Regions from separate parts of the Homo sapiens genome. Here region 1 is linked to region 2. Evidence: read pairs that join two places in POLR2A ChIA-PET (ENCODE). Cell type or tissue: CD4-positive, alpha-beta T cell. All regions are shown on one strand. Region 1 has its middle 28 kb from the start of C1QB. Region 2 overlaps EPHB2 (EPH receptor B2).

The links. Peaks named below come from ENCODE experiments on the same cell type or tissue, not always from the same donor. Only the 100,000 strongest peaks of a DNase experiment are listed, where the experiment ranks them.
Region 1: POLR2A ChIA-PET joins it to region 2 with 6 read pairs; 2 of 35 experiments call an interaction of 5 or more read pairs at or near these places.

The regions. Positions count from the first base shown.
Region 1 is chr1:22,679,657-22,682,156 of GRCh38, forward strand. No RefSeq gene overlaps it. Among named protein-coding and RNA genes, the nearest start is that of C1QB, 28 kb to the left of the region's middle. In CD4-positive, alpha-beta T cell, no CTCF peak of the experiment used is centred here; no DNase peak of the experiment used is centred here.
Region 2 is chr1:22,734,027-22,736,526 of GRCh38, forward strand. The region is part of intron 1 of EPHB2 (EPH receptor B2); the gene reads left to right. Among named protein-coding and RNA genes, the nearest start is that of MIR4684, 16 kb to the left of the region's middle. In CD4-positive, alpha-beta T cell, no CTCF peak of the experiment used is centred here; a DNase peak (open chromatin) is centred at 1,375.

The sequences.
Region 1 (2,500 bases), 54 kb before region 2:
AGGAGCCACGCAGGGGACAAGGGCAGGGGACAAGGGCAGGGGACAAGGAGGTGAAGGTCCCTATGCTCCTGTCGAGCAGGCTGAGTTAGCCATTCTGCCCCGGGCATTCCCCTAGATCTGGAAATGGGTTCTGCTCAGAAAATGGAAATGAATCCATTATTCATTCTCTCTTTTCTCTTCCCTTCCTGCCTCCCCGTCTCTCCCTCCTTCCTTCCATCTTTTCCCCCTGCTTGCCCTCTCTTTGTCTCTTTTTTTTTCTCTTAATGTCTCTTTTAATCTCTCTCACATTCACCGTCTTTCCCCTTCCAGCTGCTCCTCCCCCAACTCTTGCCCATGACACGGTTCCCAGGGAACCTGACGGTGTGGCTTTGAGCCTGTTTCTGTTCCCCTCCATATACCAGGGGGTTGTTGGGAGCTTCCCCCACTGACAGGCCCCCTCTGGGGTATGGAGGTACAGTTAGTGCAAGATAGGCCATGGTTTGGGGTCAGTTCCAGCCCTGTCACCAACCTTATGTAACTCCTTTTCTTCTCCAAGTCTTATCTCTTCCTCTGTGCATGGAGTGGGCACACATGAAGAACACGGCCTCCACAAGTGCCCTGCCCCCAAGAACCAGAGCCACTGAGCCCTTTGAGGGTTGCATAAGAACTGTATTCACCTTTGAAAATGGTCCCTCCTCCAAATCTTAGTGCCTGATGTCCTGCCCAAAGCTGTCAGACTGCCCCCCTCCCAGAGCAGAGCACAGCAGAGCAGGCCTGGGGATGTCCTGACTCGGACTGACTCCAAGATGTCACCACTAGACCAACGCATTCCCAGTTAACCTTGGCCTTGGAGGGTGAGAGGTCACAGAAATAAGCGAGACCAGGAGTCAGACAACCTAGGTTCTAATCCCCCCTCTGCTTCATGCCTGGCTGAGGGTGTTGGAGAAGTCACTTTACCTCTCCTGGCCTCATTAGCCCTCATCAGGGAACTGGAGCTAATTGCTGATTTGTGCTTGAAACTAAAGAAAGGGAGGTTACCAAAGAAACTGGCACTAAGGTGGCATTTTGCTGAATTCATGGATGGGCTAATTTATGGACCACAGATTGTCTGCTCTACCCAGGCCCTTTCTACTTAGGGGGAAACTGAGGCTGGGAGAAGGGAGGCAACCTGCCCGGGGTTGGCAGCGAGTGGCAGCAGTGCCCAGACTTGAATTCCAGCCAGACGTTTAGCAGTTCCTCAGTGCAGGCTATCAAAGACAGCCGATTCCAAAAGGGAGATCAAAGGCCTGCTTCCTTATTTACAAAGAGAAGTCCTCATTAAAACATGGCCAACGGCTGAGGCGGCTGTGGAGATGGGCCACGTGTGTGCCAACAGAGAATTCACCATCCCAGACAGACTGTGCTGAGCGGCAAGGGAGCCGTTCAGTGAGTCTGTGCTAGGGAGAGCCAGCCCTAGGGTGGGGTAGTTAGGGAGGGCTTCTTGCAGGAGGACTGGGCTCAGGCCAGCCTCACAGGGAAGACGGGACATCTGGGACATCCAAGGAGAGCTGACCGCAGCTACCTTTTTTTTTTTTTTTAGCTGGAGTCTTGCTGTGTTGCCCAGGCTGCAGTGCAACGGCACTATCCCGGCTCACTGCAACCTCTGCCTCCCAGGTTCAAGCGATTCTCCAGCCTCAGCCTCCTGAGTAACTGGGAGTACAGCATGTACAACCACGCCTGGCTAATTTTTGTATTTTTAGTAGAGACAGGTTTTCTCCATGTTGGCCAGGCTGGTCTCGAACTCCTGGCCTCAAGTGATCCACCTGCCTCGGCCTCCCAAAGTGCTGGGATTTCAGAAGTGAGCCACCGCACCTGTCCCACAGCCACCATTTATTGAGCACCTACTGCATACCAAGCACTGACGGTAACTCTGAGAGGCTGGGATCCTGTCCCCATTTTCCAGGGGAGGAAACAGAGGCACAGGACCTGCCGGGGGGGTTGCCACAGGGCAAGCCAGACCCCACTGAACCCGGCTCTGGGGTCTCCATACCTCCAAGCTTGTCGCTTCTGGGCTGCACTGCCTCTTCAAGGATAACATGAGCCACTGTGTGTGTCTGGGGGTGGGAACATGGTCTGTCACCAGAGTCATTTGTCAAAAGCCAAATGCGTGGGTAGTGGGGTGGAGGGGACCAAGGAGGGCCTGGCTGGAACAGCAGGTTGGGGCTGGACTAGACAGATCCTCCCAGCATGCAGGGCCCAGGGTTCTTTGATTCGACGGAATCCTTCGTGAGTATCTACTACGCAACAGGTACTGTTCCAGACATGAGGGACACAGCAGCGACAAAAACAGATGGCACCTGGACTTATGGAGTGGATCCCTTGAGGAGAAGGATGAAGAATAAATCCATAAATAAATACGATCATGTCTCATTTCAGATGGTTATCAGTCTTCCAGAGCTGCTGCAATAAGATAACACAAACCAGGTGCTCAAAACAACAGAAATGGATTGTCTCGCAGTTACAGAGGCTGAACGTCTGGAAT
Region 2 (2,500 bases):
GCCGCAGGAGTGGCCCTGTCAGGAGCTTCTCAGTCAAGGACAGAGCTCTGCCCTGGGCCTCCCACCCAGGGCCAGCCTGGGCTTGGGCAGGGGGCTCATGTCTCTATCAGGCCTCACTGTGAGGGGGCTTTGGAGCAGCTGCCTCTGTGGCCCAGCCTGCATGCAGGCAGCTGGTCCTGGCTGCCTCTTTAGCAGGAGCAGGATAAATCTTACCCCCCGGCACAGCCCATGCACAGCCCAGTGTGGTTCACAGCATCCTTTCCCCTCCACAGTCTCACCTGAGCTTCACAACATCCTTGTGAGACAGTTAGGGTAGGGCTCCCCAGTCTTCATGCAGAGAAACCAAAGCCCAGAGATATATACACTCAATAAAGTACCACCAGAATGTCAATATTCTTTTTTTTTTTTTTTTTGAGACTGAGTTTCGCTCTATTGCCCAAGCTGAAGTGCAGTGGCGCAATCTCTGCTCACTGCAACCTCTGCCTCCTGGGTTCAAGCGATTCTTGTGCCTCAGCCTCCCGAATAGCTGGGATTACAGGTGTGCACCACTGCGCCCGACTAATTTTTGTATTTTTAGTAGAGATGGGGTTTCACCATGTTGGCCAGGCTGGTCTCTAACTCCTGACCTCAGGCATCTGCCTGCCTCAGCCTCCCAAAGCACTGGGATTTACAGGCATGAGCTACCACTCCCGGCCTGAATGTCAGTATTATTTTGCTGTGGTTCTTAATTTCTTTGGGGTCCTGAAGATCCTTGAGAAGCTGCCACAGGCTATGAACTGCCCCCTCCTAGAAAGTTGGAGACACACAGATACTTTTATGAAAAAATTCAGGGGACTTACAGATTACAAGCCTCTGTTGTGTTGCTCCATGGTACTGATGATAATGAATACAACTTTGTTTTATTGAGCCTCTGCTTTGTGCTGGGCAGGGTGTTTGATGGTTTACATACATTATCTCAGAACACCCCTGCAGGGTAGGAGACTGAGGCTCAAGGGAGGGTGACACTGACTAAGGCTGCACAGCAGGGCTATGAACCTGCTCTACCGACTCCTGTGGCCTGTGGGGCATGGTGTGGGAGCATCTTCCTGAGGCTGCTGTTAAGAACAAGGACCTTTGCTGGGTACGGTGGCTCACTCCTATAATCCCAGCACACTTTGGGAGGGTGAGGCAGGAGGGTGAGGCAGGAGGATTGCTTGAGGCCAGGAGTTCGAGACCAGCTTGGGCAACACAGTGTGACCCCATCTCTACTAAATTTTTTTTTAATTAGTCAGGCATGGTGGCATGTGCCTATAGTCCCAGCTACTTGGGAGGCTGAGGTGGGAGGATCGCTTGAGCCCAGGAGGTCAAGGCTGTAGTGAGTCATGGTCATGCCACTGCACTGCAGCCTAAACAACAGAGTGAGACCCGGTATCAAAAAAAAAAAAAGAAGAAGAAGAAGAAGCAGAAGTAGAACCAGGGCCTCTAAGGAAGTTTACAGTCCATACTTTCTGCCTTTGGAAAAGACTGCTGGCTTACCCCAGGCCTGAGAGCAGGAACAGCTACTGAGGACAGGGTTTCTAGCAACCTCTGAACTCCCAGCAGGGAGCCTCCTTCTCCCACTTCCCAGGGGTCTGATTTGAGGGCCCTGGGTAGAGCCTGTCTCAGCTCTACATGATGGGAAAGTCTGCAATTCAAGCTTGACTCATTTGGCTTAACTCATGGGAATTTGCCTTCCTTGAAATCCTCTTCCCACCCTGGGACAGCCTAATGATTCCTATAGGGCACTTGGGACGCCCTTGGCAGTGAGTCGGCCCAGAGAGCAGGACTGAGGGAGAGGGCTGGGAGGTCAGTAGGGTCACTAGACTTAGGGCAGAGCCCCTGCCTGTGCACCCCTCAGGACCGGAGCAGCCTAAGGTATCTTGTACAGTGGATAAGAGTGTGGGCTCTGAGGGACCTGGGTTCAAATCCTGGCTTACACCTACACGCTCTGTGACTTTCGATAGGCTCTTTTCCCTCTCTGAGCCTCAGTTCCCCATTAGTAAAATGAGGATGATAAATAGCACTAAGAGACATGTGGCCCTGTCCCTGGCCCAAAGGTAGTGCTCAATAAAGATGATCGTAGTGGTCATCGTTGTTGCTGTCATAAGCAGAGTCGGGGGGCTGTGGAAGAGAGCTCATCGTACACACGGGGGTCTACAGGAGGCTGCTCAGGAGACCTCCCTTTCCTCTTTGGCAAGACTGTACCTGAAAGGGGATTGGGCGAGGAGTGATAAGGCTGGTATGGGGGAACGTTTGGGGACAAGGCGGCCCCTCTTGCCTGGTTGGTGTGGGGAATGAGGCCTGGTGCTGGGCCCAGAGACGTAAAAGCCTCTCCCCTTCAACTTTCCTCCCAAATAATTCTGGAGGCTGGACAAAGAGTTCCATGGGGCCCCCCTTCCCAATGCATGAGCCGAGGCTCTGTTTAGCAGCCCCCACCCCACAGACCCGCCTCAGTCACTGTGTTGGCCAAAGCATGGTTCCC